Linked DNA regions of Homo sapiens: regions 2, 3 and 4 are each linked to region 1. A link is a loop called in an ENCODE intact Hi-C map of the cell type or tissue named here. Cell type or tissue: dorsolateral prefrontal cortex. All regions are shown on one strand.

What was found. Hi-C counts contacts between places; a loop is a spot of excess contacts. Peaks named below come from ENCODE experiments on the same cell type or tissue, not always from the same donor. Only the 100,000 strongest peaks of a DNase experiment are listed, where the experiment ranks them.
Region 2: it touches region 1 in a loop (2.8-fold over the local background); 4 of 110 quality-filtered maps call a loop at or near these places.
Region 3: a loop joins it to region 1, with 9 times the contacts of the local background. A loop is called at or near these places in 71 of 110 quality-filtered maps.
Region 4: a loop joins it to region 1, with 4 times the contacts of the local background. A loop is called at or near these places in 50 of 110 quality-filtered maps.

The regions. Positions count from the first base shown.
Region 1 is chr10:122,700,007-122,708,006 of GRCh38, reverse strand. No RefSeq gene overlaps it. Among named protein-coding and RNA genes, the nearest start is that of C10orf120, 4.2 kb to the right of the region's middle. In dorsolateral prefrontal cortex, a CTCF peak has its summit at 3,986 (motif pointing right); DNase peaks (open chromatin) are centred at 3,966 and 5,541; H3K27ac peaks cover 1,009 bases.
Region 2 is chr10:122,454,971-122,462,970 of GRCh38, reverse strand. ARMS2 (age-related maculopathy susceptibility 2) reads right to left here. Exons shown (of 2, transcript NM_001099667.3): 1 at 7,947-8,000; 2 at 5,619-6,064. The coding sequence ends at 6,038. HTRA1 (HtrA serine peptidase 1) reads right to left here and starts at 1,418. Exons shown (of 9, transcript NM_002775.5): 1 at 847-1,418. The coding sequence starts at 1,318. HTRA1-AS1 (HTRA1 and ARMS2 antisense RNA 1) reads left to right here and starts at 1,566. Exons shown (of 3, transcript XR_946382.3): 1 at 1,566-2,022; 2 at 3,060-4,476. In dorsolateral prefrontal cortex, no CTCF peak of the experiment used is centred here; DNase peaks (open chromatin) are centred at 260, 1,430, 4,070, 4,800 and 4 weaker places; H3K4me3 peaks cover 2,867 bases; H3K27ac peaks cover 5,733 bases.
Region 3 is chr10:122,644,512-122,652,511 of GRCh38, reverse strand. No RefSeq gene overlaps it. Among named protein-coding and RNA genes, the nearest start is that of SPADH, 24 kb to the left of the region's middle. RefSeq lists an enhancer at 4,885-5,179. In dorsolateral prefrontal cortex, CTCF peaks have their summits at 3,396 and 3,605; a DNase peak (open chromatin) is centred at 3,611; H3K27me3 peaks cover 489 bases.
Region 4 is chr10:122,275,747-122,283,746 of GRCh38, reverse strand. BTBD16 (BTB domain containing 16) reads right to left here. Exons shown (of 16, transcript NM_144587.5): 3 at 6,808-6,956. Among named protein-coding and RNA genes, the nearest start is that of BTBD16, 8.5 kb to the right of the region's middle. In dorsolateral prefrontal cortex, a CTCF peak has its summit at 3,915 (motif pointing left); a DNase peak (open chromatin) is centred at 3,926; H3K4me3 peaks cover 393 bases; H3K27ac peaks cover 1,126 bases.

The sequences.
Region 1 (8,000 bases):
TGGAGATCCTGTGGAAATGCAGAGTCTGATTCTGCAGGTCTGGGCTAGGACCTGCACCTCAAACAAATTCCCAGATGAGCCCAACGCTGCTGGCCCAAGAGAAACAAAGTTGCGACTCTCTGTGTGGGTCACTCAATAAGAGGTGCTCCTCAAATCATGTCTTTGGACCAGTGGCGGCAGCAGCAGCATCACCCAAGATATGCAGACTCTCAGGCCCCACCCAGAACTACTGAGTCACAATCTGCATCTCAACAAGTTCCCGAGTGAATAGCAGGCGTGGTACAGAGTGAAAGGAAGCTGGCCTGGGCAACGCCCTCAGCTGCTGCCTGTGAAGGATCAGAGGAGGCACAGCCTACATCAGAGGGATGAGACGATGCACAGCCTCCACATATATAGCGTGGGGTACTTTGTCGATTAATCTAAAAATATTCCAAATCAAAAAGTTTATTTTTTAGAAGGAGTACACACTGTGTGATTCCATTTATTAAAAATTATAGAAAATGGAAAGTAATCTATAGTGACAAAAAACAGATCAGTGGTTGTGGGACAGAGGTGAGGGGAGAGAGCGATTACAAAGGGCATGAAAAAGCTTTGGAGGATGATGGATATATTCATTATCTTATTGTGAGGATGGTTGTTTATATACATAAAGCCCATCAGATTCTATATCTAAATATGTGTAATTTATTTTGTATCAATTATACCTCAATGAAACTACAAAAAGAAATTTAAAATGTTAGAAATATTTGTCCTTAGATATAAATAATCTGTCCCTAAAATAAAAATAACCTATTAGACTCATCACTGGCTCCAGAAACCTACTACAAGTCCAGCCCACCAGCTCCCCAGGGAGGACGAATGCCCCCTTGGGGTTAGAATGTTTTAGATAGATGAAAGTTGTCGAAGAGACTAAGCAGATATTGTCTGCCTTGCCAGAAACAAGGCTACGCTAAGACAAACCTCGTCCAGTTTGTCAGAAGACACAACAGGATTGTCAAGAATAAATTCCACTTGAGAGCAGGAACTCAACAAGAGTTCCTTGGAGAGGGTAGAGACAATGGTGGACTCCACCCTTTCTTGGACCAAAATGTTTGTTTGTGACGATTGGAGTGATGCAATGAATATTCAGAGACTAGTATTTGCCACAATCCAGGACCCTCAAGCTCTTTATTGAGCATTTCCATGAATGTAACTTCTCACTTCATCTTCCCAACTACCCTCTAAGACAGGTCATATTACTATCCTAGTTGTACATATGAAACAGAGGCTTCCCAGTTTACATGACTCCCTAGAGACAGTAAGCTGTGTACACTGCTGGTGGGAATGTAAGCTAGTTCAGCCTTTGTGGAAAGCAGTCTGGAGATTCCTCAAAGAACTGAAAACAAAATTACCATTTGACCTGACAATCCCGTGATTCAGTATATAGCTATGTCATTCTATGATAAAAACACATGCTTACATATGTCCGTCACAGCATTATTCACAATAGCAAAGACATGGAGTCAACCTAAAAGAATAAACCCATTCTCCTATGTGAATTAATGCAGGAACAGAAAACCAAATATCACATGTTTTCACCTGTAAGTGGGAGCTAAGCATTGGGTACAAACAGACACAAAGAAAGGAACAATAGACACCAGGGCCTACTGGGAGGACAGTGAGGATTAAAACACTACTGATTGGATACTATGCTTATTACCTGGGCAATAAAATAATCTGTACACCAAACCCCTGTGACACATAATTTATCCGTATAACAAACCCACACATACCCCCTGAATCTGAAATAAAAGTTGGAAGGAAAAGAATGACATAGGCATTAATGTTAAAAAGAAAAAGAGATAGTAAGCTGGCAAGTAGCGAGAGGCACCCCTCTGCTCACATCCCCCCCCAGAAATAGGGTTGCCTGATAATAACAGGATACCCAATTAAATTTGAATTTTCAATAAAAATGAAAAATTCTTTGTATAAGTAAATGAGACATATCTGAAATTCAAATTTAACAGATGCCCTGTATTTTTATTTGCTACATTTGTCAACTTCATTCAGAGAGCCGGTTGTTAACATTTACTAGCACGCCAGTGACTTCATACCCATGCTGTTGACCATCATACTCTAGTATCTCTTTATTAGGATCATGGCATCAAAACCCATCAGAAAAGTCAACTAATACCTCAGGGTTTTATTCTGTGCCCTCAACTGACCACATTTCTAAAGAGAAAATTCAGGCATCTAGAGACATATTTTTTGGAGCTTTTTTTTTTTTTCTTTGAGACAGAGTCTTGCTCTGTTGCCAGGCTGGAGTGTAGTGGCATGATCTCGGCTCACTGCAACCTCCACCTCCGGGGTTCAAGCGACTCCCTTACCTCAACCTCCCGAGTAGCTGGGACTACAGGTGCCTGCCACCACGCCTGACTAATTTTTTGTATTTTAGTAGAGACGGGGTTTCAACATGTTGGTCAAGATGGTCTCGATCTCCTGTTCTCGTGATCCACCTGCCTCGGCCTACCAAAATGCTGGGATTACAGGCATGAGCCACCGTGCCTGGCCGAGCCTATTGGCTCTTAAAATGTGCATCTATTGGCCTTACCGTGAAGATGAACGCCTACCATATTACCTCTCCAAATTCAAGAACCCAAGCCCTCCTGTACTTCAAAAAAGAATTCCTCATGCCCTTCAGTGGATTTTAATAGCAGCAGAGGCAACCACAGGGGGATTCCCAAGGTCTCCTTTCAGAAAGATAATATGGTGTTGGACAATGATCTCCATTTAATTGGCCAAGGGAGGCTAGAGAAGATCTCTCCTCATGAGCCCTGATGCTGTTTTTCATCTGCTTGGCCCCCACTGGGACAGACTCCATCTCAGAGGGAAAGTGCTTGTTGGTAGGGCCTGCAAAGAACCCAGCAGAAATTCTGGGGGAAAATAAAAGACACATGTGGGCAGGAATGTCAGCATTGTTGACTAGAATCTGAAGTTTGATGAAAATCACCCTTTTAGGGTTTTGACTTCCCCAGTTAATAATCTGCTCCCCTAAGAGAGACAGAAGAAGCAAAGATCAAGCTTATGACACCTCATTGTGGCTGAAACCACTCCCAGAGGGCTAAATGAGAATTGGCCTCTCCTGCTCCTGGGTCTCACTCTTCTGGGTGAACCTCTCAAAAGAGGCTCCTCAAAGAGGCACAGCTGACCCCATTCCTAGGTAATGGTTTGGAACAAGGCTGACTGAGCCAGGTCTCCTCAACCCTTGTGCCGAAAGGAAGGAGACTGAGGAAACTAGGCATCAAAGGACCCTTTCATGCCAAGAAGGGTGAAGGCTCAGCCTGGAAACCGGGACGTCTGAGGCACTTTGCTGTGGAACCCATAGAATTCTGTCCACAGGTGCTCTGCACAGGCTGTCCATTGTCTGATCCTTCACAGGCAGCAGATGAGAACATTGCCCGGGCCAGATTCCTTTCACACTTTACCACGCCTGCCATTCACCCGGGAACTGGCTGAGATGCAGATTGTGACTCAGTAGTTCTGTATGGGGCCTGACAGTCTGCATGTCTTGGGTGATGCTGCTGCTGCCACCGCTGGCCCAGGGACATGCTTTGAGGATCACCTCTTATTGAGTGACCTACACAGAGAGTCACAACTTTGCTTCTCTTGGGAACTTGTTAGAGGTGCAGGTCCTGGCCCAGACCTGCAGAATCAGACTCCGCATTTCCACAAGACCTCCAGGAGATTCACACGCACATTAATGTTTGAGAAGCACTGACCTAGAGGACACTTCCCAGAATGTGGTGTGCCCTGAGCTGGTGGTTTTGTAGAGGAGACTACGATTTTAAAGAGCACAGCTCCTTATACAAGGTGTGGATCTCATGCAATGTTAAGAAGGAGCACCATTTCCACGCTTCAAGGCGGCTACCTGCATAGACTCAGCCTTGGAGAGAGGGAGATGGCCGATGGGTCTTTGGAGAGCCAGCCTCTGCAAGATCCACCAGAGGGAGCCAGAGCCCAGGGATGGCTGCAGGGGCAGCTGCCAGAGGGTGAGGAGTCCCCAGGGTTTTGTGTATGACTTATTCACACACCGTCACACTTTTTGATAGCCATTATAAAAATAAGTTGCAAAATATGCTTAAAAGAAAATAAGGTGGAAAAATAAAGTTAATAAAATGAGGATAAGACGTTAACAAACTTCAAAAGAAAAAAATATCAAAGGTTTTAGAGAGTGACATAGGAGAATATCACTGTGTGAATGTGTGTATGTGTCTCTGGGTGTGTGTATGTGTATGTGTGTGTGTTTATGTGTCTCTGTGTGTATGTGTATGTATGTGTATATGTGTGTGTATATGTGTCTGTGTGTGTGTTTGTGTGTGTGTGTATATGTGTGTATATGTATGTGTATGTGTATGTATGCATTTGTGTATGTGTGTGTGTATCTCTCTGTGTGTATGTGTCTGTGTGTATGTATTTGCATGTGTGTATGTGTATCTATGTGTGTGTATGTGTATGTGTATATGTGTGTGTATAATATGTGAGAGTATCATGAGGTAGGAGATGATTTTTTAAACAAGACATGAAAGCACTAACCATAAAGGGAAAGGCTGATAAATTAGAGTGCAGCTAGTATAAAAATAAGGACTTCCATTCATCAAAAGACACCTTAAAGACAGTAAAAAGGTGAATTGCAGAGTAGGAGTGGGTATATGCAACACATTTAACTGACAAAGGGCCTATATCAAGAACATATAAAGAAATCTAACATATCAATAAGAAAACAAAAACTAGAAAATAGTGAGCAAAAGACTTGAATAGACATTTCACAAAGAATAATCTCAATGGCCAATAGAAAAAGTGTTCAATTTTATTTCTAACCAGAAAAATGTAAATGAAAACCATCCAAGATACCATAACCAATCTACCTGTATCGGCAAGATGAGTATCCACAGGGATTCTCATACACTACTGGTGGGAATGTGAATTGGTAGAGAAAAGCATGCACGTAATCCCAAGGAGACATGTAGAAGAATGCTCCCCAAATCGGAAACCACCCAACTGTAAGCAACAGATGACTGATAAATAAATCATAGCATCATCATGCTAAACAACAATAAAAAGGAATGTACAAGCATATCAGTAAGAGAATTGTAACTTTTTTTTCATAAGAAGGGGCACAAAGCAGACACAAAGGAACACATACTATGTGAATCTGTTAATATAAAGTTCAATAATGGGTAAAATTATGTATAGAAACGAAAAGCCTGATATTTTAAAACTATAATACATTTAAACAAATTATTAAAAACCTATGAACTATAAGTAGGTGTCATGGTTAATTTTATATGCCAACTCGATTAGGCCATGGGGCCCAGGTATTTGGTATGATGTATTATTCTGAATGTTTCTGGGACAGTGTTTTGGGATGAGATTAACATTTAAATCGGTGGAGTTTGAGCAAAGCAAATTGCCTTGCATTGTGTGGATGAGCCTCACAAAGGCCTGAATAGAACAAAAGACTGACTTTTCCTGAGCAAGAAGCAATTCTGCCATCAGATGGCCTTTGGACTTGAACTGAAACACTGACTTCTTCCTGGGCCTCTAGCCTGCCAGCCTACCCTGCAGATTTTGCACTTGCTAGCCTCTGTAATCATGTAAGCTAATTCCCTAAAATAAATAATAGATAATAAATCTCTCTCTCATATGATTAGTATATATGTATATGTGTATATATATTTATATATATGTGTGTATGTGTGTGTGTACAAATATTAATTATAAATATTAAGAATAAATGAAATATGTATAAAAGATAAAGTCTACAAGACAAAGAAATAAAGAAAACATGAAGTAAAAGATGAAAGACAGATGTGAAAGGCAGTTCAAGAGAATTTGAAAATGGACCAGGAGATGAGATTGATGTCTATGAATACAAGTCAGGACAAAACCAGGTAAAAGTCAAGAATAAAACCTAATGTAAAAACAATTGAGGGGAAATATCTGTAAAAGAAAACAAAAGCAAAAAGCCTGGGAATGACAATGAAAGAGAAGGAGAGAAGGAAGTGAGCTAAAAGCAGAAGTTTGTGGAACCAGGTGTGAGAAAAGCAGACTTTCCCACAGTATAGAGCCTCATGGCTGTGGTGACACCCCGCCCAGGTGTATCCTTTCTCACCCTCGTTTTCTCTGAAGTCTGGAGGAGCTGGACCCTGACAATGACACCTTTACCTGTCTGTACCTGCTGTGGCAGGGCAATAACTTTTCCATCTAAATATCTGGAGTTGACCAGGCTGCTGATGCACCATCAGCCCTGGAATATCCCCACAAGCCCATAGCCTGAAGTAACCTTAGTATCACTGTGTATTTCCTTTTGGTCTTTTTTTCCTCTTGCATATTTGTATTTTTACAGCATCCAAATTATACCCTATATAAGTTTTATATTCTGCCTATTTTTGCATCCCATTATGTCATATTACAGAAAATTTTTTAGACTCAATTTTTAATGGGTACACGATATTCCATCAATTGGAGTCCAACAATCCCATCGATTGTTCCACAAATATTTGTTGAATGCATATGATGTGCCAGGTGTTGTATGGCTTGCTCAAGGTCACTTAATTAGCAGTTGAGTGTGGGACACATGGGAAAGTCAATGAATGCACTGCAAAAGGCATTTTCTTCACTGCTCAGAGGCCCTCTGCTGATGTCCAGGCTCACAGATGGTCCAGGTAACTGAATTTGCCTGTGTCAACTGGAAAAGTACCTCTGTATTTTAGTGCCTACATGGGTCTGAACACTGGCCCAACTCTTAATATCCACCATGGATTTCTGGTAAGGGAAAGGAGTTTTAGGACCTGTGTTTGTCAGCGATAACATGGCAATCTTTTTCCATGAGCTGCTTCCTTACTTTTTAAATTTATGTTTTCAAATACCTAATACATTCATGTGGTTCTACATTCAAGACAATATCTTCATGTATACCATGAAATGGCTCATTCCCACCACTTCTTCATCTGCTGAATACCTACTGTCTTACTAGTTTTTTGTGTATTATTCTGGTTTCTTTATGCAAATACAAATATATACATGCTTATTTTTTCCCTCCCCAACACAAAAGAGTATTCTAGAATTTATATATGTTTTCATCTTGCTTTTTGCATTTGATTATGTTTCTTGGAGTTATTTCCATATAAGTAAAGGTCTTCCTTCCTTGATCTTTTTGACTCCTATAGTCCTATACTCCATTGTATGGCTAACTAGAATTCTCTGACCAATTACTGGTTAATGGGTATTTGAATTTGCCATGAGGTTTGTCACCTCAAACAAAGTCACACTGACCAACCTTGGGAGTAATTTATTTTGTACACATAACTGGGTGAAAGGGCAAATACATTTATAATTTTGATACATATTGCCAAATTACCTTCCATAGAGTTTTGGCAATATCAATTCCCACCAGTGCCATTCTTAACCACACCTTTGAACAGGGTCTCAGGACAATTGTTTACTGAGTTAGCAAACTGAGCATCTGCCCTACACCATGCCCTATGCTGACAACCACACACCAAAGAAGAATAAGATGCTGTTGGTACCTTCTTTCAATAGAGGGAGAGACAGACTTACCAAGAAATCTGACTTACCAAGCAAGTCATTATGTGAGAAAGCACCATAGCATGAGGCAGAGAGTGCTATGAGAACATGGACAAAGGGTGATTTATTCTGCAAGGAGACATTCAGAGGAAGCAACAATTAAGCTGGGTCCTGAGAGACAAGCAAGTTGCCAAGGATAAGAGAGTTATTCAACACATGAGGGGACTGTGAACAATAGCTCAGACGCTTGTTTTGAGAATGATGGATAGTGTGGCGTTGATCAAGCATGAGGAGCTAAGGCTGAAGAGACTAGTGAAAGCCAGTGAGAGAGATTTTAGTTGACTGAGTCTTCCTCTTGTGAAAACTGAGCAGTCTTGTGGGTTTTTCAGTGGCAGTGACATGGTCAGATTGCCTCCCAGCCACATTCTCTATCC
Region 2 (8,000 bases), 250 kb after region 1:
GTCCCGCGAGAGAGTTAGACATTGCTCCATTCCACTCCTTCCCCCATCACCACCGTCTCCCCTGCCAGAACAGGTCCTGTGTGCGGCTGTAGGAACAGAGGGGTAGACTTCTTCCTCATCACTAACCCGGTCCCTTCTCCGCCTCTGCAGATTTCGTGATCCAAAGCCCGATTCAGCTTATTCAAAAGGAGCCACTTTCATTTTTGTAGGGCTGGCTCAAAACGAGGAAAGCAAGACAGGCAGCAACGCCGCCGAAACGAGAGCGGTGCCAAACCGTTCCCTGCTCGGGGTAGACTTTTTGGAGAAACTCCGGGGCGGGCCGGCAAACACTGTTCCTTTCCAAAAGAGTTACATACAGTTTTCACTGAGCGGTCCCGTGATCAAAGCAGTGAATTTTAAAGGGGACGGAGGACGTAAATAGAAGAAAAAGCAACCGAAATGACTTCTTGTGGTCCTGAAGCCGCTCTGCGAGGCGCCAATTCCCAGTCCTGAACTTCTCTCCTTCCTTTATGCCCCCATTCCTCTTATTTGTCCTGGGGTCCCCGCGCTGTGTGGTTGCCCTCAGGGCACTCCATGGCCGGTCGCCCGGCGTCTCGAGCCCCAGAGTGCAGGCCGGGCGTACTGGCATCGTCTGGGCGCAGAACCGGCCCCGGGCTGGGCGCGAAGCTCGGTTCCGAGGCAGCCCGCGGAAATCCGCCACCCCGGGGCCCACCTGCCTGTCCCCGAGAGTTGCCCTGGCCACCCCACAACGCTTCGCTGCCCCTCAACCTGCCCACCAGTCCCGCAGAAGCAGGTCCGAGCTGGGATGGAGAGAGTGGGGAGCTGCCCAGGAGCGCGGCGGAGTACCTTGGCCGCAGGCTCCGCGCTGCAGGACGATGACCGGCGGCCGGTGCAGCCTCTCGGAGCGGCGGCTGGCGGCGCGCAGCTGGCACAGGTTGGCGTAGGTGTTGGCGTCGCTGCCGCACACCGGCTCGCTGCTGGCGCACACACAGAGGCCGGCCTGCGCGCGCCGCCGCACCGTGGCCGAGGCTGGCACCCCGAAGGGCACCACGCACTGCAGCCCCTCGCCGCACGGGCCCTCCTGCAGGCCGCACGCGGCGCCCTCGGGCGCGCCGCACACCTCGCAGCAGCCGCACGCGTCCCGGGCCCGGCCGCCCTCGCAGTGCTCCGGCTGCGGCGGGCAGCGCGCCGGCTCGCAGCGGTCTGGGCACCCGGCGGCCAAAGGCGCCGAGCGGCCGGCCCGGGACAGCTGCGCCGAGGCGGGCGCCGCCAGCAGCAGCAGCAGCAGCGGGAGAAGAGCGGCGCGCGGGATCTGCATGGCGACTCTGGCGGCGGCGGCGGTGGCGGCGGACAGGGCGAGGGCCGGAGAGCGGCGCCGGGGAGAGTGCAGGAGGGCCTCGGGGGCAGCGGGTGCGAGTGCGCGCGGCCGCGCGGCCCAGCCCATTGGCCTCGCAGCGGTGACGAGCCGCCTTGGGGACGGGCACGGCGCCCGGGATGGGGGCTGGCCGGATGGCGGGAGGGAGGGCGGGCGGCTGGACCGGGACCGCCCGCGGAGGGGGCAGGGCGGGCGCGCCCGGGCACGGCGGTGCTGGCGGGGCGCGGGCGGGGCAGCGCACAGGCCGGCCCTCTCGCGGGACTCAGTTTCCCCGTCTGCGCGCCCCACATATTCGCTTTCCGCAGGTTCTCTCGCTGAGATTCGCGTCCTTCAAACTAATGGAACTTTGCAAGGGGGCCCTGCGGCGGCTTCGCGTGGGAGCGCCGGGGAAAGTTCCTGCAAATCGCCGGACTGGGGGCCCGCCCGGGAAGCTCGGACTGGGCCGGGCAGGGACTGCAGGGGCCTCTGCGCAGACCCGGGGCGTTGCGGCACCGCGGACCCCGGTCACGCGCTGGTTCTGCCCCCGGTACCCCGCACGCGGGACCCTGACCGCGGGGCCTCTGCGGCCGGACGAAGGCAGCGTCCGCGGAGCTGGCAGAAAGCCCGCGCCCAGACCCACAGTGAAGTGATAAAAGCAGAGAGCAGAAGTAATTCGAATAGAATCCTTCACACGTCTGATTCTTTTAAAAAGTTGTTGTGGGTGGCATGCGTGTCCGTATTCGCAGAGAGCCTAGGAAGCGGCTCGGCAGCTCGTAACTGGCGAGGGTGGAGCGGTCTCAGATGGGAAAGGGGTTTTCCCCTCTTTTGATTTTTCACCAAGTGCGTGATTATTTCAAAACACTTGTTATCAAAAATTTGATTTCCCACTGGAGAATCTTTGGTGCATCCGTTGGGACAGATGCGAGTCCGAGAGTCATCAGGAGGGCTGAGGGCGACCCTGGAGGTGGGTCTGGGTGCCCAGGCAGCACCAGGCCTGTGGGCAGTAGTCCTGGGTCCACACTGAGCAGATGGGCACAGCTCGTGTCCAAGGACCTGAGAGGAGGCCCTTCGTCCAGCCCTCATCCCGAACCCTCAAACCTCCACCCCCACCCTGGGCAGAGGCACCCAGGGTTGGGTGAGCCGGCAGAGCTGACTTTGGGATAGAGTAGCATGGGAGGGGGCTGGGGGCTTGGGGATTTTAATATTCTTCTGTATTTGGGTTGTTCCCTTGTGCACACGTTATTTTTCCAATACAAATAGTTTAAAAAGTAAACTCCAAATACCTATAAGCCCCCTCAAAGCACCTTCCAAATATGAACCTTGTTAATGCCCAAGGTCCAGAGGGGTCCCCCAGAAAGGCCCAGGAGCCTGGGGCATGGGAAAGCTGTCGGGGTCCCCATGCTGACTCCCTGGACTCCAAGCGATATTCCATAAAGCCAGGGCCTCCTGGCTGCGGGAGGGAGGCCTTGACCCAAAATCCATTCGGCCCTGGATACTGGAGAGGCAGAGGCCTCTGCTGATGAGAAGCCCTGAGTTCCTGGCTAGCTGTGGTTAACCACAAAAAATGCGGGGGGTGATGATTTTCGAAGTCCATCGGCAAAGAAAGACTCCCCACTGCAGTCCTGGGGCAGATGGAATTAAAAGGACACGTGGTGGTGAATAAATTGGTGATAACTTATTTTTGTCGAATTTCCTTATTTTACAGAGGAGAAAACTGAGGGCCAGAAAGGGTGACTCCCCTGAGTGTCATGCCACAAGTTGAGTGCTGGAGCCAGGACACCTTCCAAACCGGCTGTGCCTGCCTGCAAGCCCCATCCTCCTCCATCCCCCTGAGCAGCCAGACTGCAGAGGGAATGAGCGGACCGAAAACAGTGTGGCCGCAACTTCCCCACTGCTTTGCGGGAGGTGGAGGGAGTTTCTAGGCTCTTTCCCTGTTGGGGAATTAAGTAGCTGGGGATCCCACTGAGTCTCCACCACCCTCTCACCCATTTTCCACCCCTCCCCCACCACATATACATTCTGCTCCCCCAGTGCCAAATAACTTGCATTTTCTGGAACACACCTGTCTGCTTACGGTCTCTGTGCCTTTCTTTGCCCACATCTCCCCTCTTCTTGAAACACCCCTCCTCCCCTCCAGCGTGGGCTCATGTGACCTAGAGAAGCACGTGGGAGCCCTGTCATCTGGGGGACTTGGGTTCAAATCCCACTTCTGGTCCTTAAGTCTGTGACTCTGGGCCTTTGTTTAATAACTGGAGGAGTTTCATTAGGAAAATGGCAGTGACCACATATGTCCCTGGAGTGACTGATGTGCCACCCACAAGCTTCTATTTGGTCAGTGCTGGGTCCCATCGTCCCATCTAGCATGCTCCTCTTCCATCCTCGTGCCCCCACTCAGTGCCATTGTCTCTGCCTCTCACCCTCTGTGCTGCTATTCCTGCCCTCATCACCTCCTCCCTAGGGCAGAGGCCCCGTCTTCTTTACCATGCCCCAGTGCCAGCACAGTGCTTTGGCAAGTTATTCAGCACTGGGGGAGTAGAGTGTATGTGTGGTGGGGGAGGGGGTGGAGAATGGGTAAGAGGGTGATGGAGACTCAGGGGGACCCCCAGCTACTTAATACCCCTGAGGAAGTGTCGGCCGAAGTGGACCCACTCCTGTGACAGTTCACAGCCTAGAAGAGGCGTCTGTAACCACGGTGACCAGTAAGTGCCAGCCCTGGGGCCACGTGGCTGTTCTAGAGAAGGAAGACAGCACTACCCTGAGAGCCATGCTGGTGGCTTCATCAGGAAGGGAGTCAGCAGGGGGAGGACTGGGGGACCAAGCGGTCCCTAAGAAGCAGAATTTGCAATACCCAAGGTTTTAGAAAGAGCAACCTGGCAGGGCCACTGCACAATGAGATCACAGACTCACCTCCCAGCTGTGAGTGCAGCTCACCCCACCTGCTCTGACCCAGGCACCGGTTATGAAGAAGACAAGCAGCTCTACAGAGGGGCCTCAAGAAATCCTTCGAAACAGAAATCAAAGTCTTGCTGGAAGGGTTCTGGGCACCCTGGACTGTCCACATGGGAGGCTGTTGGTGCGTGTGCCTACGTGTGTCCATCAGTGGATGCACGAAGAAGGAAATGGTAAGTCCATTGAAACCTGGCCTCGTGGGCCCATCTCTGACCTTCCCTTAGTCCTAACGTCTCCATATCTGGAGGTAATGCTTTCAACCTGCAAGCGTTGCTCTTTCTTTTAGATTCTTCCCCATCTGCTGCCATTTATAAAGACGTTTTCTTAAAAGAAGCATTTTTCTTTTGATACATCATGAAAACTCATTTCTCACTCACCAGGCCTTGGCACGGTATTCTAGAGAGGATTTTTCCAGAGGAAAGGGGGCAGTTTTGAAGCCAAACAGACGAGTTCCCCAACATCCTCTCTGCAGCCCTCATTTGCAGCATTGAAGCTTTAGTTTTGAACAGGGCCAAGTCTATTCATGAATAATGAACAATGAAACACCACAGATGCCAGAGCCTTAATCAGGAAACGAGGCTTCTGAATAGGAATGGAGCAGCCATGTTTGTGCTGCCCAGGAGGACGATTTCCCACTCCGGGCCTCTGTTCTCCCAAATGTACAAAGGACCCAGAATGCTCAGGGGCTCCTATTGCCTTTCCTAAGTCACAGGATCTAAGATCTAAGGAGCTACAGTAATAATTTTGGCTCCTCCTATAAGCTTAGCCTATCCCTCTACTGCTCAGTAGTTTCCAGGGGCTCTCCATGCCAGTAGAATGAAGTCCAAGCTTCTTACCCTGACTTCCAGCGTCCCCCATGCCCCTCAAGCCAGGTTGTCCTCTAGATCCAGGGTGGTGTAATCCATCCCTACTCACCCATTCTCCCATAGCAACAGAACCCTGGCTGGGGCCATGCCAGCAGGTAAAAGATGACTTCTCAGCTGGTTTCACCCCCTTTCCTCAGAGTGCCAGACCCACTCCCATCCCCTCTGGCCACCCCAGCATCAGAGGTCGTAACCTCCTTTAACAGCAGGTACACCCTGATGACAAACCCACATCAGTTCAGTTAGGTTCGGTTCAGGAAAAATTTCCTGAGCCCCTGCCACAGGGTAGACACTGCTAGACACTGTAAAGCAGTGTCGAATGATCAAGCCCCTGTCCTCAAGAAGCTCAAAGTCTAGAATTTTCTGCAGTGATGGAAATAATCTCTATCTGTGCTGTCCAAGAGGGTAGCCACTAACTACATGTGACTGCCAAGCATTTGAAATGCAGCAAGTGCAAGGATGATCTGAATTTTTATTTAATTTTAGTTAATGCCTATCACCCGGGAGAGAAAGGAGGGCAAGAAAACAAAGGCAGGATGACAGGAGGGAATGCAGTGACAGAGAGGAATCCAGATGTTAGGAGAAGATTGGGCTGCATCTCAAGGGTTGAGAAAGATTTCACCAGCTGCACAGAGCAGAAGATGCATCCAATTGGTGATGACGTGATGAGTCCGCCCAGGTGGGGAAATTCCAGGTTGCACAGTGTGGCCGCAGGTGGGAAGAGAGTCCTGTGGACAGTTGAGGCAGCTGGAGGGAAGGGGACCAGTCTAGGTTGTGAGGGACTCCCTCTGTCCTCCTAAGGATTTTTGGCTTCACATTGATGCTGATGAGAAGCTCCAGTTGGCTTTTAAGGAGATATGTTTTGGCAGAATCACCTTGCTGCAGTGTGGATGATAGACTGAAAAAAAAATAGATTTAGTAATATGCATTTTTAAAGACACATGACGATATTTTAGGTTGAGGAGCACTTTAAATTAAGTTGAAGATGCAGTTAATGTAACTCAATAGGGTAAGAAGTATAGACATTCCATTCCTTTTGTAACAATTAATTTATTTCTGTATGATCTCTTCAATGTAGACCCCCTCCTTCCAAAATAGGACAAAGGTGAGGAAGTTCAAAATACTTTTGAGAACTTTTTTTTTTTTTTTTTGAGATAGAGTCTCACTCTGTTGCCCAGGCTGGAGTGCAGTGGTGCGGTCTTGGCTCACTGCAACCTCCACCTCCCAGGTTCTAGCGATTCTCCTGCCTCAGCCTCCCAAGTAGCTGGGATTACAGGTGCTGCCACCATGCCTGGCTAATTTCTGTATTTTTAGTAGAGATGGGGTTTCACCATGTTGACCAGGCTGGTCTCAAACTCCTGACTGCAAGTGATTTGCCCACCTTGGCCTCCCAAAGTGCTGGTATACAGCCATGAGCCACCATGCCTGGCCTATTTTTGAGAATTTCTGAAGCACTTTAGAATTACAATACCAGCATTTCTTTTTTTCTTTTTTCTTTTTTTTTTTTGTTTTTTGTTTTTTAGATAGGGCATCCTCTCGAGCCAGAGTAGGCTCAGAGACTCCAGCACTAGCATTTCTAATATCAAATCAAAACATTCATGTCTATTAGTTAAATATAGATACTTAAAAGCCAACCCCAGGCCTGCTGCTGCTCAGTTTCCTTTTAAGCCTTTACATTCTATGTATTTGTTAAGATCTATAATTCAGATCTTTTATTAATTTAGGCGAACCCTTCCCCTAAATCAGTTGCATGAGACCAGCAGTCCATCTTTGCATTAATTGGCTCCTTCCAACATATTTGCTTTAGAAAATTAAAAGCATGGCATGTGATCAAATTTTTCACTCTCCATGGTAAAGTATCAGACAGATACAATTCAAACAGAGCCCCAGGCAGCCACCGAAAGGTCTTGAATGACAGCTTGTCAATTTCTGTCACTCGGGAGCAGCTTGAAAAGCTGAGCGCGCTCACATTTAGAACATGCTGCCATTTAGGCAAAATGGTTTAACATTGAATCAAGGACATTATGAGCCAGAATTTTAAATCTGCTTGTAAAAAACAAAAATTAAGAGAGGGAAGGGGTTCAACCTTTGTGTTCTCTCATTTGTCTAATTATATATACTATGGCAAGCACAAAGCGCCACAGTTCCGTAAGCATTAGAAAGCATTTACTAAGCTTATTTGGCAACATGGTCTCTAAGCTGCTTGATGTCTAAATTTTAAACCAACGTGACCTGTAAGGCCCAGATTCTTTCTCTACAAACTTGCATTGTTGTTTTCTTACACATACAGCCAAGGCATTTTTTTTAATCCATAAATGAGCAGGAAAAATGAGCACTGGAAAGCCGTGAGAATATTGAAAGAATGGTACAGCTTTCTAAATGACTCCTCTAACAACCCGGACGAGAAGCAGGCTGAGGTTTCCACCTCCTTCAGTAAACCCTAAAGCCAATTCACCGGCTTGAGGGGCCACTCAGATGGCCTTCTATAAGCTTTGGGTTTCTGCTCACCCCATCACTTTCTCAGACCTACTGCGTCTTCTTGTTTCCTTTTTCTGGCATGTAGCAGGTGCATTGGAAGTATTTACTGATATTCCCAATTCTCCAGCTATTCAACCAGAGGAAGGCTGAATTGCCTAGGCCTCCCTGTGGCCAGTGGTGCTCAAACCTGAGCATGCATCAGAAGCACCTGAAGGCTGGTTAAAATGCAAGCTGCAGGGCACCACTCCAGAATTTCTGATTCAATAGGTCTGGGGTAAGGCCTGATCATCTGCATTTCTTACCAGTGTCAGGTGGTGCTGAGGCTGCTGGAACCTCCTCTGGGTTCCAGCAGGAGA
Region 3 (8,000 bases), 55 kb after region 1:
CATCAAAGGAAACTAATAAGGCTCCAGTAACCAGCTCTAAAGAAGTGGAAATCCATTAACTACTTGACAAATAATTCAAATAATTGTCTTGAAGTTCACTGAAAAGAACAGATTTAGTACTACATGAAATCTATGAAACAACAATGAAAAAAATTATAAGTTCATTTAAAAAATAGAAACCATAAAAAAGAAACAAGCAGAAATCCTACAGCTGAAGAATACAATGACTGAGCTGAAAAACTCAAGAGATCTTCAATAGTAAGCTTGATTAGCAGAAGAAAGAATCAGTGAACTCAAACAGGTTATTTGAAATCATCTGGTTAGATAAACAAAAAGAAGAAAGATGAAAAATAGGGGGAAAAGACTGGGATTTACGTGATACCATCAAGTAAACCAATGTACATATTCTGAGAATTCCAGATGCAGAAAAGAGACAGAAAAGGGAGAAAAACATATTTAAGAAAATCATAATTGAAAATTTCTGATATCTAGGCAGAGAAATGGACATCCAGATTCATGAAGATCAAAGGTTCCCAATAGGTTGAATCCTAAAAGGTTTACAATGAGACACAATATAATTAAATTTTCAGTAGTCGAAGAGAGAATTTTGAGAGCGACAAGAAAAGCAACTTATCATATACAAAGGAGCTCCCCTTAAGTCTATGAGTTAACTTCTCAGCGGAAACTTTGCAGGCCAGGAGAGACTGGGATAATGATATATTCAAAATACTAAAAGACAAAAAGTCAGTCAACCAAGAATACTTTAGACAGGAAAACTGTCCTTTGTAAACGAAGGAAATATAAAGACTTTCCCAGACTAACCATAACCAAGGGAGTTCATCAGTTCATAACCACTAGACCTTCCCTACAAGAAATGCTAAAAGGAATTATTCAAACTGAATTGAAAAGAGACTAAAAAAGTGAAAGTCTAAATTTCATTGCTAAAGGGTTTCCAGTCTTCTGTGTTTGATGATTGTTATAGCATCTGGACCTCCTCTTCCCTGTAGCCTTGTCCAGAGGCTCTAGAGTGACCAGCCATTCTGGCTTGTCTGGGATCGAAGGGTTCCAGAACTTGAGATTTTCAGTGCTAAAACTGGAAAAGTCCCAGGAAAATAGTACTGAATTGGTTCCCCTACCAAAGTTCTGGGTGTAATTTAAAGGAAAATCCAGTGATCAGAGGAAGGGAGAAGAGACAGAGATTTTATTAACCAAAGTCCCAGGAAAATAGTACTGAATTGTTTCCCCTACCAAAATTCTGCATGTAATTTAAAGGAAAATCCGGTGATCAGAGAAAGGAAGAAGAGACAGCAATTTTATTAACTAGGCAGCCATCCTGACACAATGGGAGCCAACCACATCCTGACCAAACTTAACCAGTGAGGCTTCCACAAAGATTTAAGAGTTCCAGTAGCTTCCTGATACCCCCTCCCCAACTCTTCTGCTCTCCTCACAGCACACAGAAGGCATCCCTCTGGGAGAAGGTGACAAGCTGGGACAGTCACTGTGGGTCTCTATCCTGAGAAGTTACTGATCCTGTGTTCCCTGTGAGTTTCTTCATAATTTTCCACCCCCACCCACCCCTCCAATACAAAAGTCTGAGCTTGGCACTATGCCTAGGCACCCCAGGCCAACACTCAACCCTCCAGTATTTACATACTTGGGAGAAGACAGGTATCAAGAAGCAGACTCCCCATCTTTGCCACCTGTAGTCCCATATGTAGAAATCTGCAGTGGTGCATGGGGTGGAGGTGGGTTGGTTGAGGAGAGATTCTAACTCATCAGAACACAGGAAAGCCTGGGTGGCTGTGCACCCATTCCAAGCCTCCTTGACCATAGAGAGCTCCCCAGCAGGCTGTGAATGAGGATGGAGCAGATTTTGAAAGCGTTCACTCCTCTATGTTCCCTGCTAGCTCTGTACAAATCTTAGATCTCAATCAGATGAGTCATTACCCAGCATGGTGGCCTCACTCTGCCTTGGCTTCTCCTTTGTCCTGAGCAGTTGTCCCAGGCCAAGCCCTTGGAGTCATCAGTGCCCCCACATGACTCCATCACTTAATCTTGGAGCTTAAGCCTCTTGGAAGATGCTGTTACAGAAACAAATCTTTGTCTCTGATTCAGCAGGGATGCTGTTCCTCATTTCGAAGCTTGGACAAACCATATGGGCTCCCAGGCACTTATAGGTATAGAGTTCCAGGGAAAACAGAACTGTCACCTGAAGGTTGGCTCAGGCCAGATATCCAAAGATGGAGCTGAGGGATATCAGACGTCCTCATGGCTAAGAGGAGCAGGAGAGGGAATTTGGTGCTGGACTCAGGCAGAGGGAGATGAGGCAGGACTCTGACGTGTGCCATCCCATAGCCTCCACCACCTGGCTTCCCGTCTTTGGCCTGCCCCTAACCTGTACCTGGACAGCTTTCCCTTCCCCAGGGGCCAAGAGTAGGCCAGGTGCCACAACCACTGCTTTCATCAGAGCCTGTGGGAGCTTCCCAAGGCATCTCCCTGCCGAGGTAGCTTTGGATTCCACACTTGCTAAAACACAGACGCTTTCCAAAAAAATTTAATGCCAATGAAGGAAACTTGAACATGGTGGCAGGCCAATGAAGCCTTTTTCCAAGCTCTCCTAGTGTATTTGCCCCTTTCTGGGTGAGCTGTAGGCAGTGGGGCATTGTGAAATCTTTAACAACAGGCTCTGGGAAGGTGGAAGCTTCCTTTGTAGCGTGATTTCCATGGTGTGAATCCTCCCCCCATGGCCATTTTATGCCAGCAATAAGACGCCATTGCATGTGGAGCTGGGAGAGCTGGGCAGTCACTCCGCGGGGGACAGTATTTCCAGCAGACAGACACAACGTGATGTAAATATCCTTGGGCACAGGTAATAGTAAAATGGAGTCAAATAACCAGAAAGTGCTGAGTTTTGGTATTTAATATTTTTATTTTTAATATAATATTTATTTAATTGTAAGACTCTACAATTTAATTTTTAATAATGGCCACATAACATCCAGCTTGTATGATTTCTGAAAATGCAGCATTTCACAGACACAGGTTTCCCGAGAGGACCTTCTCCCTCCAGTCAGTGCACACCTGAGTGGCCTTGCCAAGCACTCGGGACACTAAGTACTCCAGCCAACACAGGCAATGGGAAGAGATGCTGAGGTCAAAGTTTCATCCCCTACAGGAAACGACCATTGGCTGGGGCTGTCCCTGATTCCCACACACCAGAAGCCATTCAGGTGCCATCAAACCTGCAGAGGATAGAGCCCCTGCCCAGGGCAGAACCCCTTACTAGCCACTGCAGGGATTTGGATGCCAGGAACAGGGCTGGAGGGGACAAGATCTCAAGGGGCTGCTGAATGCCACCTTCAGCCTGTGGTAGGGACCAGGCAGAAAGGGGAGCTACCATCCACTCTGTTGTCAGACAGTAGATCGGATTCTGTCCCCTTAAAGTAATGGAAAGGAGCCAGGACAGGCTTTCACAGGAGTCCTTTATTAGAGCTGAAAACTGTGGAACCCCTTCCTGTAATGGACAACCACGGGCACTCACAGTAAACACAGTAACAAGTTCTTCAGGAATAAAATAGCTCCAAGGTTGTTCTGCAGCGCCCTCTGGCACTGGCAGGTGGGATAACAGGAGGATGGTGAGATGCTGTGGTTCGAAGGGGCTGGAGGGCAGCCTCTGTCCCTACAAGGTCACAGGAGACAGCTCAAAACAGGTGCCATGTGGCCCGGCCTTGTGTTCTCTTGGCCCCTGGTTGTCAGTCACTCTGCTGAAGGTGGAGCCTGGAGCAGGATCACCGGGCTATGAGCAGGTACTGGAGGTGCGGAGAACTTGGAGGAGCCACCACAGGTCAAGTGAGTAGTCCCGTGGGGCCAGCTGGGGTGTGGGTGTGGTGTAGACATCACAACCCTCCTTTAAGCCCTCCTTTTGCACCTGGTACCACATCTTACATAGGAGCTGCAGACAGGAGTGTGTCTGATGCAGTTCTCTGTGCAAACTCAATGTGAGGCCAGGCCTCCTGGGCTCCTGGGCTCCTGGTGCCTTGGGGATGATGGAACAGGGAGGAGGGAACCTAGGACCAGAAGTCAGTGACCCCGACTCAGACCCCAACTCTGCCACTCGCTACCTGAATCCTGTGCAGTTCTGTGCTGACTTGCCTCTCTCAGCCTCAGTTTCCATCCCTGCCAGGTGAGAATAATACCTGGCCACATGGAGGATTAGAGGATTATGTCCAAGGTGCCAGGCTGGCAGAAGATGCTTAATCAGTGTTTCCTCCATGGCATGTTCTTATGGATGGCAGAGGCTGGGGCAAATATGAATCAGCAGAAATGAGGCACTTTAGGTCAGTGGGATTTTGATACGGTCTTTTGGGACTTGGAAAGTAGATCTTTCAGGAACACTCAGGGCAAGCCTGCTGAGAACCCCGCACCAGGGTCCCCCTCATCCTCACAGCAGGGACCCATAGTCTCCACTGCTCCTTCTTAAGCACAGGGCACAACCTGGACTCTCTCAGAGGGATTTAAGGAGTCCTAAACCAGCAGCTCTCAATCTTGGAACAACCTGAGTCTGGTGGGTCACCAATGTCCAGGCCTACCCTCTGATTAGATTCTGATCTAACTGGCTTGGGTGCAGCCTGGCAGCAGCAGGTTCAAAAGCCCCCGGGCCATTCTCACGTGCAGTAGAGTTGAGCACCCTTGCCTCAAACCACAGTCTCAGTTGCTGGGAATCACAGCCACTTGGTGTCAGCCCAATCCTCCCTGAGTGTGGAGATGTGGTGTGGATGGGGAGGATGGGTCCCTGCTCCCAAGCAAGCCCACTTCTCTGTGTCCCCTGTGACTGGACCCTCAGTCACACTCTGACAGCTTTAGTCCAGAGCCCCTGTCACCGGTGGCCCTGTCTTCTGCTCTACCTTTCACCTGGACCTCACTGCCTCTTGCTACCAAACTCATCTGTCCCTACTAGCCACTCTCCTGGCTGGGCCCTGCTGATAAAGGGGCCATTACCTCCTTCCTTGAGAGGCTGCCAAGTGGCTAACACTGTGGTGGTTATCTGTGAAGAAGCACTGGCTACTGGGGCTATTTTTAAGGAGAGGGGACACTTCAGGAGGTGGAAATGTTTCCTGTGGAAATAAATTTCCCCTTATAATGGTGACCCCTGCATGACCCCTCTTTGTATCCACAGGTTCAAGTACAGAGCCTGGCTTGGGGCTGGCGCTCATGGGGACCACTCAGGGCAAGCCTGCTGAGCCCCCAGCCCCAGGGTCCCCCTCATCCTCACAGCAGGGACCCACAGCCTCCACTGCTCCTTCTCAAGCACAGGGTACAACTTAGACATTCATGAATGAGTGAATGAACGAATGAATGAATGAATGAATGAATGAACGAACGAATGAATGGATGGAGTTGGGATTCCATGTTGGGTTCCCAGCCTCTGAACTTTTTTGAATTCTCGGATGTCTGACTTGCCACTTTGTTACTCTGATTGATGTGTACCTCAAACCCGCACACCACTCCAGCTTCCTGCTGCTTCTGCATCTGCTCAGATCCAGTCCTGGGCTGGTGCCTGCATTCCACTGCATTGACATTGCTTTTCAGGGCAGACTCATGGTCACAGGGGAACCCTTAAGGCTTTCCTTAACTGCCCCAGCCTGGGAGGTTAAGGGTGAGTGTTGGGGGTGATGGCAAGGAGAATGGAAACCAACAAGAGACAGTCCCTGGGGCCCCCTAGCTCCTCTGACTCCTGGTAGGGCTCAGGACGCACTCTGAATCCCACGGAGGCTCATGGCGTCTCACCACAGCTGCCGGTGGTGGGCAGCTCTTGGGCAGCCCTAGTCAGAGCTGGCAGCTATGGCCAAGTCTCTGCTGGAATTCTCTGTCCCCTTGTCCTGGGGTTTCCCCTGTAGCCATTGCCCTGCTGGGGTCTCATGCAGCTCAACTCACACATCCAGAGTTAGGCTGTCTTAGCTGTCCCCTCTTGGGACAGGGGTCCTGAGATTGGCTTCATGGGGCAAACACTGGCATTGCCAGGGCAGTACACAAAAGCTCCCATTCCTGCCAAGCCTGACCTAGGAGCCCTGAGCCTGATATCTCTCTGATTTTCTAGGCAAATGTACTGCTTCCTTGGAACCCAGCTCATCCCTTTGTTTCTTCTGAGCTCCTTGGGTCACCTGTCAATCTCCTTCTCTCTGGAGACCTCATGCAAACAGGACTCCCTTCCTAAGGGCCCTAAGGAGTTTGCTTCTTTCCCTGAACCGCCCCAGCCCATAGTTCTGGAGATGAAGTGTCAAAAACCAAAAGAGGCAGATCCCTAGAGAAATGGAGGCAATCATCTTTAATTTTCAATCACAGCCACTGAAACTTACAATGCATTTAGCATTCTTGTCTTTCTCCAGGCTGCATCCTGCATATCCTGCTTTGGGAAGAACCAACACTCCAAGGACACTGGGAAGACACACGAGTTGCCCCTTCTCATTCTGTATGACAACCACCCCACCTGTCTGCTTAATTTGAAAGGATCTAGTTCTTAGGAGAAACGAAGGCAACAGTGGCCAAATTGACACTTACTCTGAAAAAGGTTCTTTATTCAGCTGGCTCTACCCTAAGGAAAGGCTGAGATTTATGCTACAGGCCTAAGAAGCGAGCTTATAAAAGGTCAGAAAAGAGGCCGGGTACAGTGGCTCACACCTGTAATCCCGGCACTTTGGGAGGCCTAGGCAGGCAGATCACTTGAAGTCAGGAGTTTGAGACCAGCCTGGCCAACATGATGAAACCCCGTCTCTACTAAAAATACAAAACTTAGCTGGGCATGGTCTAGCCTGTCTGTAATCTTAGCTACTAGGGAGGCTGAGGCAGAAGAATCGCTTGAACCCAGGAGACGGAGGTTGCAGTGAGTTGAGATTGTGTCACTGCACTCAAGCCTGGGCAACAAAGCAAGACACTGTCTCAAAAAAAAAAAAAAAAAGGCTCAGAAATTCCACCTAGAGAAAGCTCTGCTGTTACTAATGTTTGGCTTAGAGTTGCAGGTGAGGCTTTAGACGTTAGCACCTGTTTACCTTTGACATTTTGACCCAGCACTGAGCCTTCGGATCTGGGGAAAACCTCGCTCCACCTTTCTTCACCCCACCTCTACCCACCCCATCTTTCTTCACCCCACCTCCACCCACCCCACCATACACCTGTGCCAAGCTAAATGGAGTTCAGGTGCTGCTGGGCGCCAAGCTCTGCACCCTTGTTTCTTCCATCCTCTCTCGGGTGCCTGGGCTGGCAGAGCCAATATCTAAACACCTTCTCTGGGCTTCATATCTAGGAGCTCAGAGGCCGGCCACTGGTGCTGTGTGCCTTCCTCCCCAGGGTGAAGGCTGCCACAACCAGAACCACAGCCAGGAAGACCCCAGAAGAGATGGCAGTGCTGTGATACCTCCCCTGGGTGCTGGCTGTCTCCTCCACATCAGCCACCAACACGTCTGGGAAGGAGAGGAGACCACAATAACAGACAGGGCACCAGGACAGAGCCTGGCAGAGGAGGAGAGGAAGACAAGTAAAGGCCATGGCCCCCTGGGCATAGTAAAGGCAATCAGAACTGTTTGGTGGGAAAGGATAAAAAACTTGGAGAAGGAAGTGCTGAATGGGAAACTGAGGCCAGACCCCAATGGGCAGCTGACTGTCAGACTAGAGAGATTTCACGTTTATCAGCCAAGGAGAGTCAGGGAAGTTTTTCTTAGCAGGAACTGGGAACTGGGCTTTGGGAGAACAAATCTGGCCTGAGGCTCCAGATGAATGGGAGGGGAGAGAGTTGGGCATTTTAGACCAGCTGGGAAATGATTACAAGAGTCCCAGGTAAGAGGCCCCCAGGACGTGAGCTACTACGGCAGCTGCAGGGAACAGGAGGGAGAGGAGGGAAGTGAGCCTGTGCCCACAGGCACCTTCGCCCTGCCCTGATGTCCTTTGCTCCTCACTCCGACCCCATTGCATGCACCATTCATGAGACTTATTCTGAATTGCAT
Region 4 (8,000 bases), 420 kb after region 1:
TCAAGCTAATCATATCTCGCCCTTTGGAAGAGTTTCCTCAGGTCACCATTTGCCGATCTGAAAAACTGTAGGCTTTCTGATAGCTGGCTCATAATGTGATTGCTGTGTTCAGTTTGTGGGTAGGCCTTACCGAGGAGATATTTCAGGCCATAATTGGCTGCCTGAATGACACCTTATTCAGTGTCTAAAACATTATCTAGCATATAGTAGACACTCAGTAAATATCTGCTGGGAGAAAAGAATAGAGGGTTCTGCTCATTTCTGGGATGTGAACTCACCAACATTTTTCTTTAGAGGTCATACAGGTCCCATTCTCAGTGTGTCCAAAAACTAAACCTAGCATCTACCCCAAATCCTACCCTGCTCACTCGGATTCTCATTTCAGGAAATGGCACCACCAGCCTGCAGTTGCCCAAGCCAGCATGCTGAGTGTTGTTACATCTCATCACTTGCCTAGATCTTTCGAATTTGTCCATCTCTCTTTGCTGTTCTTGCTATAGCCTTCGTCTAAGCCCCTGTGATCTCCCTCCAGTCACTGCCAAAGTCTCCCAGCCTCCGGCCCTGCTCTGCTCGGAGGCCTGCCTCCCACAAAATGCAAATTTGGTCTTGTCTCTCTCCTGCTGAGAATCCTCCAGTGTTTCCCCATTGCTCTTGGGGGAAAGCCCAAACTCCTTAGCACGGCTAACCAGCTCCTGCATATTTCTGCAGCCTGGTCCCTCAACGGTCCCCACTCCAGCCCTTCTCAGCAGCCTGCACCTGGACCTGCCAACTGCTGCTTTCATCTCTTGCATGCACTGCTCCCTCTCCCAAATGCTCTCCTCCTCGCCTTTCCCCTTGCTAAGCTCCTACTCATTCTTCAGAATAAACTTCATTGCCGCTTTCTCTGGGGATGCTGGGCCAGTGGCTTTACCCCTGCCCGTCCTGGGATTTTCCCCTTAAAACTCCTTCTGGAGTGTCTTGTGGCTGCCTGTTTACTTGTGTATCCTCTGCAAGACAGATACGGCATGTGTTTACTGCTATGACCCTGGCACAAGCCATCATGCAGGTGCTCAGCAATATTCATTAATGAATCCATGACCACATAGATAAACACCATGGACTCATCGTGTTAAGCCAGGAAGTGAAACAAAATTTGAGTCACATATTCGCAGCTTAAAGACAGTCATCCCAGAAAGCCAGCCAGCCAAGAGACATTTGTGACCACAGCTGCTCTGTGTCATGCAGTGTCAACTTCACCACGCTGTCTCCAACAATCCCAGGAGACCCCATGGGTCAGGGTGCATGCAGGAAGCATGGGTGGGAGCCCGTGTCCAGAATATTGCCAACTACGTGCTGCCCTTTCCAAGGGGGGAGGATGGCTGCCAATGACTCAGCCTAAGGCAGGCAGTGGGAGCTGGACTTGCTTATTCAACAGGAGCAGTGGAGATCTGACCCAAGCCACCCTCGCTTCCTCCCTCGATCCCCCTCGTGGCTTGGGTGACACGTCTGGAAAGAGCTGGCCAGAGTCAAGAGTTCAGACCGTGATCCCAAAATGGAGCCACAGACTTTGGAAAATATGGCGCAAGGTCCATGAACTCAACTACTCTCACAAACATCAGTGTCATCGGCTGAGCCAAGGGATGCCGGGAAACAGAGGTGAGCACACTGCCTTCTCCTGGGTGTGAGGGCTGCTTGTCAAGATATACCATTCGTCATGTAGGCTCTGCTGTTCCCAAGGGCTGTGGTTCATTTTAGGATCACTGGAAAAGTGAACGGAACACATGGCATCTGTGAGTTGTCTCACTGTTTGGGACTCAGTGGTCCCATTGCAATGCTTGGTGCGGGGATGCTGGGAACGTGCTGTTAGGCTGGAGCTCACGCCCCCAAGTCATGACCATGATGGAGAAAGGCAGAAGGGGAAGAAGAGGAAGTAAGTTTCTCATGGACATACGGACTTCCTGGAGCAAACTATCCAAAGGGCAAAATGCCAATTTGATTAACTAGGAAGAGTTACATAGACCTGGGGCTGGACCCCAGTCCTTCCATTTTCTGCTTCTTGGTCCCAGAGGAAGGGAGGAGTGAAAGAGTGAATGTTTGGAATAACTTGCAAGGACATGCCTTCAGTTAGCATTCTCTCTTTCATTGTCTCTGTGAAAGGTATCAACATAAAAATGGAGTTATGATGTGTTAAATACCCTGATGGAGCCTGGCATGGTATCATGCTCCTATAGTCCCAGCTACATGCAAGGGTGAGGGAGGAGGACCGCTTTAGCCCAGGAGTTTGAGGCTGCAGTGAGCTGTGATCATGCCTGTGAATAGCCATTGCCTTCTAGCCTGGGCAACTGCGCGAGACCTCATCTCTAAATCTCTTTAAAAAAACAAAACAAAAAAATCCACCCAACAAATAGAGGTGGGGAAGGCCAGGAAGGGAGAGTTCTCACACATGAATGCCTGATAATAAGAACTATCACAAAAGACTCTGCAAAACCTACAGCCACACACAAAGGCCATCACAACCTCACACACAAAAAAAGTACTGCGAGGACATCTGCCTTGCAACTCAAACTGGTGTCGCCCTTGTTATGGATCCTTGTAGCCAGGGATAATTATCTCAGAGCAATGATGTAATCCTCCTCACTTTTCCTTTAAAAACCTTTGTCTTGCCAGGCACGGTGGCTCATGCCTGTAATCCCAATACTTTGGGAGGCTGAGGCAGGAGCATCACTTGAGCCCGGGAGTTTGAGACCAGCCTGGGCAACATAGAGAGACCCCATCTCTACAAAACATTAAATAAAAAATTCAGCATGTGGTGGCCATGTCTGTGGTCCCAGCTACTTGGGAGGCTGAAGCGGGAGGATCAATTGAGTCTGGGAGGCTGAGGCTGCAGTGAGCTGTGATTGCACTACTACACTCCAGCCTGGACAACAAAGCAAGACTTGTTTCAAAACAAAACAAAAAAACCTTTGTTTTCCTTTACATCCCTGAATATACACGTAGTTTACAGTGGCACTGGTATTGCATTGCAATGCCTGTTCCAGAATAAACATCAGCCTCTTTTAGAGAGTCTTCCTCTCCTCTCTGTTTGTTATTTAGGTTAACGTGGGTCATTGTTCTCTAGTCCCACTATCCCAGAACTACTCTCTGGTTAAAAATAAATAAAATAAAATAATATAATATAATACAATATAATATAATATAATATAATATAAAAATATAGGGGTCCCTTCTTCCCATTCTTACCTCTTAAGCATGACCTCCTCCCACCCTTGAATGGACTTGGCATTGCGGGCAGAAAGGGAGAAAACCACTAGGCAGCCTCACCAGCTGGGGACAAGGAGGGCTCTGGGTCTTTCCTAGGGCCACAACCCCCTGAGCCTTCGTGGGGGTGCCCCCTCCCCAGTCTGGCCTGAGACACACCTCCCGTGCTGGATCTCTGGGTTTCCATGACAGCACGCATCCATACACGCCTGTGGACCCCAGGGACATGCTTGACACATGTGCATTGAGCGTATATGTGCCAGACACTTTTCTAAGCTCCTTACATGAATCATGTCATATAATTCTCACACAACCCTGTAAGACAGTATCCGTGATTTGCACATAAACTAAGGCACAAAAAGATTAGAGTACTCGCAAGGAAGTTAACATTTCCTCCTCTCAGCCTCCTCTCCCACACTCGGTGCCCCAGAGCCTGCAAAAGGACCAAGGTAAGACGATCAGCAGCCTGAAGATCAGCACCTCTGAGTGGCTGACCAGGAACTCCCTGCGTCATGAAAACCCAGACACGGCAGAAGGAAGTGTTGGCCAGCTGGGCACAATTACATACCCGAAATAGACGAGAAGCTGGGAGCCTGTTCCCTCAGCTTTCCATCATGAATGACCCTTTCCGTAACTCAAGAAATAGACTGGTCCAGCTCCTGTCCAAGCAGACAGCACCCCCAGGTGGGAAAAGCAGCAATGACACCATCCATGACATGAACACAGCTTGCCAGGTGGGGCAGAAACAGCCATGTAGTGCTTTGGGGGATATAACGTATGTTGCATGGGGCATTCCAGGCCCTTACTGACAGTGGAGTTTGCCACCTGAGAGTTGCCTGATGCCTGAAGGTTCACAAGAATTACCAGGAATAAGCCCTTCATGTTATACACACCCTTTATTCTTTCTAAGAAGTTACTCACAATCACATGGAACAAATTCCTATTGTGAACACAAAGAAAAGATGTGTGTGTGTGTGTGTGTGTGTGTGTGTGTGTGTTTCTCTTTCTCTGTCTCTTTTTTATTTTTAGAGACAAATCTCCCTCTGTCTCCCAGGCTGGAGTGAAACGGCACAATCATAGGTCACTGCATGCAGCCTCAATCTCCTTGGCTCAAGTGATCCTCCCACCTCAGTCTCCCAAGCAGCTGGTACTACAGGTTCAAGCCAGCATACCTGGCTAATTTTAAAATTTTTTGTAAAGACAGGGTCTCACCATGTTGCCCCATGCTGGTCTCAAATTCCTAGCCTCAAGCAATCCTCCCACCTAGACCTCCCAAAGCACTAGGATGACAAGTATGAGCCACCATGCCCAGACAAGTTTGTGTTTATTACAGAACATCAGTTTCTCCCATACTCAGTAGACTGCACCAGTGACTTCAATTCTTCATCCCTCCCTCTGTCCAAACCTTTTGCCTCCATACTGCAAAGTTTCTCTCCATAAGGAGACGGAGTGTGTTTTCTGTCCCTTGACTGGGAGTTTGGCCACGTGACTTGCCTCAGTTCATGGGGCCTAGTGAATGTGAAATGGTGGAAGATTTGAAAGACACATGAGCTCCTGGGCTTACCCTCATGCCCTCTGCTGTCACCATGATAAGCATGTGCCCAGGCTAGCCCACTATCTCAGGAGGAGGACAAGAGGCTCATGGAACAGAGCCCAAGTGCCCTGGCAGAACCAATCCTGAATCAGCTGAGCACCAGATGCGTGGCAGTAGACATACCCAGAACACCTGAGAGTATCTGCTGCCTCTGGACATGCAGCTTCCCAATATCACAAAGGAGAGGGCCAGATGTGTAAAAGCTTCTCCCCAGAAGACCGGCTCCTCTGCCCCTGTTGTGCTGGAGGAAGGTGTTGTCCTGGAGGAAGGAACTGGGGAAGGTGCAAGGAGGCAGAGTGAAATAAAGGGGGTGTTGACTGGCAGAGCACAGAGCTGAGACACCCCAAGATGAAATCACCGGGATTAATTACTAAAATGCTGCCCAGGCAATAAAGAAAATAGTTCTGTTTACTAAGCATCTACTATTTGCCAGAAACAGTGCAAAGCATTTTCAATATATGGCTTCATTTAATCCTCAAGATGACTCTTCATCTTGAAGAAGGTGCTCTATAACCATTTGAAAGATGAGGAAACTGAGGCCCAAAGAGGGTTAGCCACTGACTAAAGGTCACAGAATTAGTAAGTGAAGAAGTGGAGATTCCAGCCCCATTGATAGACTGCTTTTAACAGTCCAAATGCCCAGCACCAAATGCCATTTCAACACCCCACCCCTCAGGCCACTGCCTCCAGTTTAGCTCAGTGACTCACAGAGATTTAGTTCTTGCTGCCCAGACCCTCTCATCAGCTTTTGGGATCATTTTGCCTCTGTTCCTAGGCCTAGCTCCAGCACCTGCATCCCTGGCCGAGCCCTGGCACTAAGGAACTCGGCAACGGAAAAGTGTTGGCCAGTGGCTCTAGAGAGGGAAGATTTGGCTACTCGCTGAAGAAAGATTGAGCAGGCAGTTCTTCTGTGCCAGGTGCTGTCCCAGGAGTACAGTCCATGCTCACTTTGATTTGGCTGTGAGCTCACAAGACTGATGCTGCCAGCCTAAGGATGGTAACGGCATCAAGCCAGGTCCATGGCACCAGGGAAATGAGGTGTACCTTCTGCAATAGGGTTGCTACAAATTACATGTTTGTTTCCTCCAAACCTCGTGTAGAAATTTGATCCCCAATGTTGGAGGTGGGGCCTAATGGGAGGCATTTTGGTCATAAGGGCAGATCCCTCATGAATAGATTAATACCATCCCTCAGGGGTGGGTTCTTACTCTCTTAGTTCCCACAAGAGCCGGTTGTCAACAAGAGCCTGGGACCTCCCCTCTCTCCTCTCTCTTGCTTCCTCGCTTGCCATGTGATCTCTGCACACTCGGCTCCTCTTTGCCTTCCACCATGAGTACAAGCAGACTGAGGCCCTCACCAGAAGCTGAGCAGATGCTGGCGCCATGCTTCTTGTACAGCCTGCAGAACCTTGAGCCAAATAAACCTTTTTTCTTTATAAATTTCTGATCCTTAGGTATTTCCTTATAGCAACACAAACAGACTAAGGCAAGGGTCCAGCTCTGTGTTTCCAGGAGAGGCAAGAGAGAACTCATCACATGGAGAAGTGGGTCTAGCCTACTGCTCGGAATGCCATGAGATTGAGAGAGGATCAATTCATTGGGTGAAAATGGACATTTACAAGCTGTCTAAACACTGAGCCAGGACTAACTAAGTTTTGTTTGTCAAAAAATCAGTTGGTCCCTGGATAATAAACTCAGAATCCTGTTTGGGTTCAAAGTTCCCACTGGGAAGAAAAATTGTAAAAAAAAAAAAAAAAAAATTCAATCTTTCTCTGCACTTTTGTAACCACCCACATTCTCAGAGGTAGTAGTCACTTATGACCCTGTCCATGCCTGAGAGCTGGCTCCAGAGGGAGCCTTCCTTGCAGATGTGCCCTTGACAGCCACTGCAGCCAATCAGAGTGGCCCGGTCATCAGGCACCTCCCCTCCCAGGAATAATGGGCCATTCCCTCCCACAAACCTTTGAGTCTCCATACCTGTCTGGGTTCCTCAAAGCTTCCTCAAAGTCTATGCTCAGAGCCTTGCACATCTGGGAAAGTGAGAGCAGGTCCCCAGAGAAAGGCTGTTTGGGCAAACGCCACCGGTTGGTTGAGCCAGTGACCCGGCGTTCCAGCCGAGCTTTGTGCTGCTTGGTAATCAAAGAAAGAGAAGACATCTTTTTTTCTAACTTCACATAAATGCCAGATTTTCCAAATTGTATAGCAAGAAGGAAATCAAGACAAATTTTACAGTGCTGGTTAATTTTTGAACATGGCTAATATTTCTCACAAGACAACTCAAGGCAAAGACACTGTATTCCATAGACCAAGGATCTCAAGCTACAAAGTAATTTGGAATTTAGGATCTAGGACAAGAGGTGTCAGAGGGTAAGAGGTCAAGGAGAAAGACTGTTTTTTGCAGGTAGCTCTCTGAAGAATCCACAGGCAGGGATAGTATTAGGCTTTAAGTACTGTCCTTTGAGTACGTATCCTAACTTGTCATACAAAGAGATATTAAACTGTGGAGATCTTGGGCAAGGAATTTTTTTAATGGTGGTAAAATATACAAAACATAAAATTGTATCTATTTTACAGTGTACAATTTGGTGGCATTTAGAACATTTACAACGTTATGCAACCAATACCACTACCTAATTCCAGAACATTTTCATTATCCCCAAAAGAAATTCCATACCCATTAAATTGTCACTCCCTGTTCCCATGTCCCCAGCCCGGGACAACCACTAACCTGCTTTCTCAGATTAGCCCCTATGTTCTGACTTTATGTTTTCACCTGTTCTGGGTATTGCATACAAGTGGAATCACACAATATGTGGCCTTTTGTGGATGGCATCTTTCACATAACATAATGTTTTCAAGGTTCATCCATGTATTGGTACTTCATTCTTTTAAGGCTGAATAATATTCCACTGTGTAAATATTCCACATTTTGCTTATTCCTTCATCAGTTGATGGACACTTGGGTTTTTTATACCTTTTGGCTATTGTGAAGAGTGCTGTGAATATTCATGGGCAAGTTTTTTTTTGAACACCTGTCTTTTTATTCTTTTGGTTATATGCCCAGGAGCAGAACTGCTCAGTCTTAGACATTTTCTTGAGGCTCCAGGGGAAATTCAGCAATTTACATAAAAAAGAAGGACGATACCCAGCATGGATGTAAACCTTAGACT